Linked DNA regions of Mus musculus: region 2 is linked to region 1. Evidence: chromatin loops called from intact Hi-C (ENCODE). Cell type or tissue: left cerebral cortex. All regions are shown on one strand. Links, peaks and the distances in the headings refer to the core of each region. The heading gives the core; the rest is flanking DNA. Region 1 has its middle 1.1 Mb from the start of Sorcs3. Region 2 has its middle 940 kb from the start of Gm26629.

Region 1 (5,387 bases), core at 61-5,060:
ACGTAAGCTCAAGTGTTATCTTAATTGGGCTGCAGAAAGACACTTAATATCAGAAGTAGGCACACAACCATGGAAGTGGTCAGAACAATTCAGGGAGGAATTGTGCAGGGATACAGGCGACAACCAGAATGAAGGAAAGAAACAGAAACAAGTTGAGACCAAGGCCTGCAGAGGGAGTAGCCCTGCCTACATCTTGACCTCACTGAGTGAACCTCATTTTAGATGTCTAACCTCTCAAACTACAAGAAAGTACATTTGCAATGTTTAAAGCCACTCTGTTTGCAGTAATTTTCATAGCAGCAAGTGGAACAAAGCAGGGCTCCTTTGTGCAAATGCCCTCCCCGTGCTATCCCCATGCAGCTAGAAGCTGCTATAAAAGGGTAGTTAGAGTTTATTTCTGTCTGCCACAGAGACTGCTTGTGATGGCCACTGTAAATTGTCAACATGAAAGAGCCTGGAAATGCCTGAGAAGGATATAGCCTGCAAGCACTTCTCTGTGTGTGTGAGGGGAGGTGTATTTTTATTATATTGACTCATATGGGGAAGACCTATCTTAATTGTGGGTTGGACCACTTCTCAGACGTGGGGTCCTGCATGGTAAGGGTGAGGACAGGAAAAAGCAGCATGCTTTCTTCATGCCCTGCTTTCTGGCTGAAGACAGACACAGTGGGATCAGCCCTGTCAAGCCTCTGGTGCCATGATTTCTCTGCCGAGATGGACTGTGTCCTGGACCTGCAAGTCAGAGAGGGTGAACCTGTTCCTTCCTTCCTTCGCCTTGAGCTGCTTTGCAGAGTATCCTATCACCACAACAGGAACGGAAACTAAGAAACCACAGCCTTGTTTTCTCTATCTTAATATCTTCTCCTTTACACACAAAGACCCGAGACTTAGAAAGTGAGGGAGTTTTCCTCAGAGAGGCATGGCTTCCCACTGACAGTGATTTCTTTTCTCTCTCCACTCGAAGCTGAGTCTGTCTAGTTCATTACGTCTTTGCCTGAATCTGAAGCCTCCCTCCACCTTTTGTGAGGAATACAAGGCTGGGAGTCCCTTTCCTTTTGAGTGTTTCTTACTGCTTGGGATGTCAATAGAACCACGGCCCTCTCTTAATGACGAGCTGTTGACTTAGAGACGCTGGGAGATGAGACTTCCTGGAACCTCTTAGTGCTTTACTCCTTATCGATTCTGGAGATGGAAATAGAATATGAGAGACAGAAATACCATCTTAAAAATTATTTTTTTTCTATGTGACCTCTAAGGTCCAGGGAACTGGATGAGTAAAACAATCTATCAAGAGGTTGGACAAGAGCCACAGGGTTGCTCTTGTTCATGGGGTCACTTTCCGATTGTTTAAATGGACTGTTTGTTCTCTCTCAAGGCTTTTTGTCTCCATTATATCTATCCTTCCTTTCCTTTCTCCTTCACGTCCACAAAGTGGACATTAGTTCAAACTTTGAATGCATTATTATAATGGTGGGCATGTCAATGCTGGGCCCTGGCATTTATCAAAGGCTTACAACATGCTAGACCCAAGGTTTCATTTCTTACACTAATACAGTATTTAATTAACACAAACACTCTGCAACTTAGGAGCTTTTATTATTGATCAGGACTCTGGAACTCAGGTCAAGTTACTTATTCAGGGTTACAATATTAGTGGATGGAAAAATGCATAGGTGATGGAAATCTCCTTTTTAAGACATATGTGCTTGTTCACAAAATTCTTCTCCATTCCATTCCCCTCTAGAAATCTGCCTCTTGGCCATCTGGTTTGCACTTACCCTAGTAGACTCTGTATACCAATACCATGCTAGGTTCCTCCCTGTCTGAGCCCCAGGATAAGCTTATATGTACAAATAAGCCATCTCTGCCTTTCCTTCCCCATTCCTCTCTCTCCAAGTCTATCAGTATTCCTGTATTCTCAAAGAAGCCAGGACAGTACAAACATGCCAAGGTCTCTCCATCTGCCTCCATTCCCGGTTTGTGCAGACAGAGACAAGCAGCCCTGGCTTCGGTTGGACTTGGTGCAGAGGGCAGTGCCCTCACATAAATAGCGGTCGATGCCATTTCGACTTATTTTGTAAAATTTTCGTTACTGTTGTATGTTCTGTAGGGGGTAATTTTTAAAGCCTTTAACTAGTCAGTGTATGGCACAGGGCTTCCCTCTCTTCCTTCTTTTTTAACAATGGTGAGGACTTATTGGACACAGCAGAATATGGCTAAAGCCGGTACCTGGTGTTAGATGCACTGAAGCTGAGTCTATTCCTCCTAAAAAAAAAAAAAAAAGAAAAGAAAGAAACCCTGGCCAAGTTGCAGTACTTCCCAGAAGTGTAATATCACAAAATATAAACGATCCTTGGGGAAGAGTCTTCTGATGAAAGAGAAGGTCACTGCCCAGGGCTGTTTGTTCGTTGAAGGGGTCCTACAGACACCATTGTCCTCTCTGGCACATAAAAATGTTCTTTTAATTGAGCTCTGTGTTCACCATCAAGGAGAGCGAGTGAAAGATGAGAAATAAAACACCTCCATTCTTTTCCACCGGCTATTACCCCAGTAATGGCACACTAATAAATGTGGCATTAGTTAAGAACTGAGTGGGGAAAATCACCATTACTCTTGGAGCCATAAGAAATGAAGATTCAAAAGGTTATTACGGATAATAGATTCACATTCTAACATGTGTGGAATGGATCTGGGCTTTGATTGGATGCGTTTGGCTTAGTGATGCTTTTTTTTTTTTTTTTTTTTTTTTTTTTTTTTTTTTTTTTCCTGATAGGGAATGTGCTGGTTGGTTGAATGGAAGTGGGACCCCAGGCCCTGGAAGCGAGACTGGGTTCTTTGTTCATGCAGGGCTTCAGTAAGGAGACTGACTGCACTGTATCTTCCCTGAGAACAATGATGTCTGTCCAAAGCTGCCTTGAAAAGCCTCGCTAAGATCACATTCTGTGCTTTGAGAATCTCCGAGGACATGAAGAGAGATGGCACCAGATGAAGACAAGATGAACAAATGAAAACTGTCTAGCCTGAGCAAGAGCATTATGCAAAAGCTATTTTGGTCCTCGGAAAGCAGCCGCTGCTCTCAGGATTGCTGCGTTCACACCTCAACTCCAACTGATGCATTATGTTTCTCCTCAAAACCAGTTTACCAAGCCAGGAGCTTAACTAAGAAAAATTCTGTCCCTCCTATCCCAGAAAGGAAGGAATTTAAATTGTCTGCTACCTATGGGTCAAATCCAGGAGTCTCCCCCCCTCCCGCCCCGCCCCCCGGGGTCCCAAGGTGTGAGGGTGAAAGTGAGGCTCCCTCTGAGGCTTTTAGGCTGGGTCTACTTTCACTCTGATTCTAAAGGAAAGGCTGAGGTTCTTAAGGGAGCACAGAATCCACACAGTGCTTAGCCCAAACAGGCAACTTCAGCTAAGCATTTACACTGAGTTTGTATGAGAAGTGTTTAGATGCTCACGGCATCTACCACCATGGAGTACTGTGAGCCAGTACCGTGGGTAAAGAGTCAGGGACCACAGGTTTGATTTCAATTCTGCTTCTCATGTGCAGTGTTCGATTACTTACGCCCTAACTGCTGTGCTTCATGCTTTTTATTCCCCATTCTTTTAGCAAATCCAGCCACTTCTAGTGGTCTCAGGCACATGTCACCCACGTTAAGGTGACTATTGTCTTTACAAAATCCTTCCGGGATGCTCTTTACAAAACCAAATCTCAGTTGGACAACTCACTGTTCCAGACTCTCAAGTGACTGAAACCAGGCACTGAACAAACCCAGTAACTGTTCACCTCACCTCACTTGGTACCAAGTTTACATCAAGGTCTTGGAGTTCTAGTGTGTGTGTGTGTGTGTGTGTGTGTGTGTGTGTGTATGTGTGTGTGTGTGTGTCTGTCTATGTGTGTGTGTGTGTGTGTGTTATAATTCTACAACTCTTACCTTGTTCTTTATTCTATTTTTGATACTTGGTCAATACAAACTAGCAGATACCGATTATGAACAAGAAAAAAAAATAAGTAGACAGGTTCAATGTTTTGGAACACCCTTTCTGTTTGTGTGCGGATTTGAATTTTTTTTTGATCTCCGAACCCTGAGTTGCTCAGGAATGAATTTAGAACGAAGATTTAGAATATGTGTTTTGTCTCCTGTTGTATAAGCCCCTAGCCTTCGATGTATCTGTTTCCAGGTGTGGGATATGGAAGGTAATCATATAATCATTAGAATCTCATGGGTAATTCTGAAAACTGAACTAAGGCAGGTAAAGAATTCAAAACATAGAGTAGCTCATTGCAGAGACTAAGGCGATTCACTGTTCACAATTATGTTTTTCTACCATCTCTGGCTGGCTTGAGAGGGACCTCCTACATGTTGCTTGTGTCTTTTCCCAAGGAAGCGTTGATGCTGTTGTCCTCACAGAGACTTCTTCCATGTGCATCAGTCATGAGTCTTGTGGTGAAACTTTCACTAGGATTCAGCACCTAGAAATGGTGATGACATTTTAGCTAGCTTTGAACATGGCTGATGCAGAACACCATATACAGTTAAATATTGAAAGCCCCCCACGCAGGGCCATGCAAAATACATATGGGAGGATGGCATTACTGGGTTAAATCAAGTACTGTTGGCATTAAACCATTAGCATGTATTAAATGGATTTTGAGAACTTGTGATGGCTTTTGGGGGGGGGGCTGTATCCAGGCTCCCATGTTTCTGTATAATCTATGCCTCTCCTGTGTCATCTCTTTCCATGTCCCATAAACATCTCCTGCAACTACCTAGCACCCCACAAGTCCAAACCTGTCCCTAGTCCTCAAATTCTCCATTACTTCAGTTGTATCTCTGAGACTACACCTTCTATTTCCAGACAGAAGACACCACCATCTTTTCTACAGTCATCTTTTTATGCAACTCTAAGGAATCAGGTGAGGGAAATTTTTATACGGATTTATCATCTGGTATCTGGATTTGCTATCCATGTAATCCATTGCTTTAGCAAATTTAAACATTGTAACTCCCCTTGTATCTTTTTAAAATTTAAATCCTCTACCTAAACTTCCCTGTGGGATGTCACTGAACCTATACTCGCTTCTGTATCTCCCCTCCAGCCCAAAGAAACACATTTCACAAAATGTGGGTTAACTATAGATCTACTCATCAAATGTCTCTGGATGTGCACTATTATGGAGAACTATCTGTTTTTGTTTAGAAACATCTACTGAAAGACAGAATAAAATATCATTTTTACTACACAGAGTAGTAGTGATTGGGTTGCCTCACTCAGGATGATGCCCTCCAGGTCCATCCATTTGCCTAGGGATTTCATAAATTCTTTCTTTTTAATAGCTGAGTAGTACTCCATTGTGTAAATGTACCACATTGTCTGTACCCATTCCT
Region 2 (5,387 bases), core at 237-5,236, 460 kb after region 1:
GACAGATGGTTTCAAATCTTGAGGATGTCATAGTTCAAATGGCCTTTTTAAATTGGTAAATTAACCAACTAAAATGTATGACGCTGGTACTCAGAAGAATCCTCACCATCATCACTACCATCACCACCACCACCATCATGACCATCATCATCAATATCACTACTGTACAAGCTCTTAGAAATTCTTTAATAAATGAGCCTTAAATAATTATATCTTAGAAAAATGAAATTTCCACAGCCTAAATTAATAAAAAAATTATTTGAAGGAATAATTTCTAAGAAAATGTTATAAAGGCTTTTAAGTGTCACAAGCTATTTTACATATCAAATGGCCTTGGGAAAGAGTTATTTTTCAATCTAATGATTGATTTTTTTTTTTAAACATGGGATCCAAAGATCAATTTAAAATACTTTGGTATTTAAACTAAATTCATTAATGGGTAAAGATTGCTTTTGTCCTGCAGTGGCTTTCTTGTTTGTTAATCAGCAAAACAACATTTACAAGTAAAGGACTTGGAGAGATTAATTGGCTGAGCCATTAGACAAAGCTGCTGTACCCTTCAATCTCTGAGCTCAAAGACTGAAGCTTACATTTTGGAAAACTACAGTCGCTGAGACTAATTCACTTCTAGGTCCATGTCATTTTACTGCAAGTCATGTTAATCCACATCTTATTTTCAGAAGTCAAATATATGTATAAAGATCAATCTTCGTCTAAGAAGTAGCGGTGAATTATTTTCTTCCTTCTCATGTCTGTGCAGATCATTAGTTAGAATAATTAGATCTATCTTGGTAGTTTTTCCTGGCGTTTTGTTGTGTTGTCTTGTCTTGTTAGTATCTGTATTAAATCTAACTCTTTAGTATGCATCTGCCTTTTCTCCCTGAGGAGAGTGTGAGGTCCTTGGTAAAGGACAGCTGTGTAGCATGTTCCTTACCCCCTGAGATCCTGTGGCATGCATTCCTTATGCACAGCAGGAGCTTGGAGTGTAATGCATTTCCCTCCTCGGTGGTTTTGTCTTTATTCCTCTCTCAGCTCCATCTCTCCATCCTCATTTCCTTCTGAGTATAGCCCGCGTTCTCCAATTTGACCTTTCCATCATGGTCTCTGTTTTATTTTATCAGATTCGCTCCTCGTCTGAAATCAAATCAAGTCCCTCTGTTTACTCTCCACTCACATTACTGCCTGCAAATGTCGATCAGGTGTACTTGCACTTAGATTATTTATGCCGGGGCTGTACTGCCTTTCACAATATCATGTGCACTAAAGGTGCTCCCCGGGAGAATTCCCACCCCTTTGATTGCATCCCTTCAGCTTTGCAAGCCCATAATCCCTCACAGCCATGGTTTCTACACTAATAACAGGGGGAACAACTGGTTGTTGTCTGAGCATTTTATATGCTGCTTCTCTGCCTGCTATATTTTTAAGTTAATTGTTTAACTTATTTAATATTTTTGCCAGGCCTTGTCATTCACTTCTCATTTCCATCCTCTGTATCTGGGAAGCACATAGATAGGCTCCTCCTCTTTCGGATTCAGCTCGTTTGTTTTACACAAGGGCTCTGCATGGACGTTTTAATCAGTGGCTCCACATGCTGCGGGAATGTTTTAAAATACAACGGAGCTGTGTCATCCATATTAATATAAGGCTTTATTGCAGCTTTATCTGTACTTAAATAAAAGGCAGAATATGCAATCATCTACTCTACCTTACACCCGCCTGCCACAGTGACCACCAGTTATTTCTCTATTATGAACATAGCAGATGAGAGAGAGGTAGAGAATCTCAGCAGGTCTCTTTAAAGAATTTCATCCATTTTGCTAGTGTATTATTATGTGTGTAGGTATGCGTGTACACATGTATGTGTATATATGTGTATGTGCATATGTGTGCACACATGATTGTGTGTGTGTGCATATATATATATATATGCACATATACACTTACCTTCATAAAAACAAATAAACAAACAAAATCCCATTTTTCTACTTTTCTACCATCCTCATGCTATAGTTCTTTAATACAGACAGTACCTCATGTTGAGCTGACTCTGTAACTATAAAGTTTTTTTGCTATTTTATAACTGTAATTTTACTACTGTTGTGAACAGTAATGTAAATATCTGACATGAAGGATAGCTGGTATGCGATCGCTAAAGAGGCCACAGCCTGAGAAAACATTACCCTAGACAAAAAAGAGGATTTACAAAATTCCTTTGGAAGAACCCAAATAAAGACTTTATGAGACTGTGTTTTTGAGAGTTCAAAGAAAATGCCTTGTCCAAAGGTGTATCACTTGTCTGAGACAGCTACAAAGCCAGCAGGAGACGCTGTTAAGTTGATAGTTTCTAAGACCCAGGTGCCAGAAGACTAACTTTGTATCATCCTCTCTCCCATGAATAGAAAGTTCCCAGGGTCAATATTGAACTTGGATACTGAGCTTTGTGCTCTCTGGCTGACTCTGCACACACTTGGATATGAAATAGGTAGTGTCTGCCTTTAAATATGTGTTTCTTCTCCAGAAATTGGAGCGGGATCTTGGGGAAAATGTCTAATGTTATAAGTAGACTATTTGTAATTATTTAAGTCAGGATCAATTTGAGAGATATAGTCACAACAGTCAGGATGCTTGCAAACTTTTTTTGTGCACAAACACCCTCAAGGATGGAGTATGGGATTCCTATGAAACAATCATCAACAGAGGAGCTGAACTTTGAGACTAATCGGACTCTCTGTGAACAATTTGCTCTCTTGACATACCTGGGAACACAATTAGACCTAAATTGACTGAACCAGAATCGAGAACGTTCCACACTTAGAATACGAACAGTGACGCCTCGTTAGTGATCTGTGACAAATCGACCACTCTGTTTTCCAAGCTGCATCTGTAAGCTCACAGGGCTTTTTAGGAGGGCTGTTAACCATGGAGGTTGGTCAGGGAAGGATTTTATTTTGAAGCATTATTATAAAAGAAAAAAAAAATTTTTGAATTTACACATATCTAGAGATTGCCACCTTGTGGTCGAAGATAGTAAAGGTTACTGGAGAAAACTATTTTACATACACAACCTAATTTTTTATGAGGGACTGATCTCTTATATTAAGCTTGACAATCCAAATATTTCTTTATTTTTGCTGAGACACCATTGTCTAAGAGATAAAAGAAAGTGATATACATTCACTCATAATTACAGGAAAATCAGCTTTTATTTATGTACAGGTGAAAAATACTTTATACAATATGTAAATACAAACATCTCTATATCTATATAGATATGATATAATAATGATTTATTGGGATATAAATACTCTTTACTTTCTGCCTTGACATTTTGCTTATGTAATTCATGTTGCTCATGTGCAGGTAGCGATGCTCATGTGCAGGTAGCGATGCTCATGTGCAGGTAGCGATGCTCAGATATGTAGACACTAAAGCAGCACAACACCCCTGCAGCGTTTTCTGTTAATGGCGGTATCCCATTCATGATACTGAAGACCTAGCAACAATGCTGAAAGGACCGCATCACAGTTCTGGGCACACCTAAGTTGCGACCAGTTTCATACTCTATAAGATACTCACTGTACTTGATTACATGATGGTAAACTGAAAAGAAATAAAAGTTTCAAAATATTTCCAAATTAATTCTAGAATTACCACTCGCATCTATAACTGTTCAATACTTGTTCCCCTAGAGCCTTCGCTTTCCTCTCAACATACAGCTGTTCTGATTTTTCTAGTGGAAATTACTTGGTTACAAGGTCTTTTTAGTAGTTATAAGTAAATCGATGGCATTCTGGCTTATGAATGATTATGCACATCACAAAGGGAGAATGTGTAAAATCAGATGACCTTCCCCCCCACCACCAAAAAAATGAGATGAAACCCCTGCAGCTATACATGGCTGCTTCCCTGTAAACTGGATGCCGTAGTGCTTGTCTCTAATACGTGTGCTCCAGGTCCTCTCAGTCCTGGGAAGCACAGGGGGGACATATTACCTAGAAATCTCACAGCAGCTGCCTTGGGTAAGGAACATTGTCCAGTCATCCTGTTAGTTCTTTTCTGCCTCTGCACATTTTTCTCCCAGGAACTGATCCTTCATCCCTTCACAGCCATCAATCTCCTTCCATTTACATCCCATATAATTTTGTCTACATAATTAAACCCTTAATTACATAATGTCATGCTTGCCCTCTAATGGTTTTACACGTGTTCCTGTGGTCTCCCACTATGGTTGGGAATAGGGATTACATGCTCAGCTTTTTCAACATCTTTCCGAACACCCATCCTAGGGCCAACTAAACAATGCCCCTTAAGTATTTTGAAGTTATATTTAAGAGGAGTTTGTGTAGTCTCTCCTCCCCCAGCCTGAAACCTGCTTGCTCAGGGGTGGAGCTTCCTGCTCATTCTTTCTGCCACGCCCACTGCTGGAACCTGCCGCCTTGCTGTTCCGAAGAGTAAAATTGAGTTTTGATCAGACTTTTGACTTGGCTTAGTTCTTTCTTCTGCCCGTCTAGTTCTTCTCTTTCAGCCCGAGTTGCCATCTCAGTAGAACCATTCCTTGCGAGCTGCTGGCCAGCCACAACAAGTTTGGAGTGTGGCAGGTCTTTCCTGAAGTTCTTCTTCGCTGGAGAAGACTAGTGTGCATGTATATCACCATGTGTAGCCAAATGTTAGAGCCATAAAATATACTGTCAAGAAGTTGAGGCAGAGCAAGTAACTCCATGGAAGAGGGAGTAAACTTTGAGAGGCCACCCTTGAGCCAGAGAAAACGACATCCTCTGCAGAAGGGGTCTACTCAAATTCTAATAGAGAATGCTGCTAGGTTATTTAAATAATTATATGCTTAGGGCAGCAGAAATTTTATGAGTAGCTGAGGCGTATGTTGCCATTACAGAAAGTAGTGTTTAAATCCAGGTTTTACAGAATGGAGTTTTATTCTTGAAACATAGCTGGTATCAAACTACATAGATTTATCTATCTATTTCAATCTTCATATTTTTCTTCAAATGCCAGCAATAAAGTTCCACTTTTGATGTCCTTGTCAAGGTTACTATTGCTGGGATGAGACACCATGACCAAAAGCAAACGGAGGAAGACAAGGCTTATTTAGCTTACACTTTCATATCAGTGTTCATCATTGAAAGAAGTCAGGACAGTAACACAATCAGGGTAGGAACTTGGAGGCACGAGCTGATGCAGAGGCCATGGAGAGCTGCTGCTTGCTTGTTATGGCTTACTCAGACTAATTTCTTACAGAATCTAAGCTACCAGCTTCAGTGGTAGAATCATGCACAGTGGGCTGTGTTCCCCCACCCCACACACATATTGATCATGAATTAAGAAAAGGTTGTACAGGTGTAAGTACAACCCAACCGTATGGAAGTATTTTC

The links. Peaks named below come from ENCODE experiments on the same cell type or tissue, not always from the same donor. Only the 100,000 strongest peaks of a DNase experiment are listed, where the experiment ranks them.
Region 2: it touches region 1 in a loop (5-fold over the local background); 2 of 42 quality-filtered maps call a loop at or near these places.

What each region holds. Positions count from the first base shown.
Region 1 is chr19:49,280,021-49,285,407 of GRCm38, forward strand. No RefSeq gene overlaps it. Among named protein-coding and RNA genes, the nearest start is that of Sorcs3, 1.1 Mb to the left of the region's middle. In left cerebral cortex, for the core only: no CTCF peak of the experiment used is centred there; a DNase peak (open chromatin) is centred at 3,039.
Region 2 is chr19:49,738,438-49,743,824 of GRCm38, forward strand. No RefSeq gene overlaps it. Among named protein-coding and RNA genes, the nearest start is that of Gm26629, 940 kb to the right of the region's middle. In left cerebral cortex, for the core only: a CTCF peak has its summit at 3,023 (motif pointing left); a DNase peak (open chromatin) is centred at 2,811; H3K4me3 peaks cover 229 bases.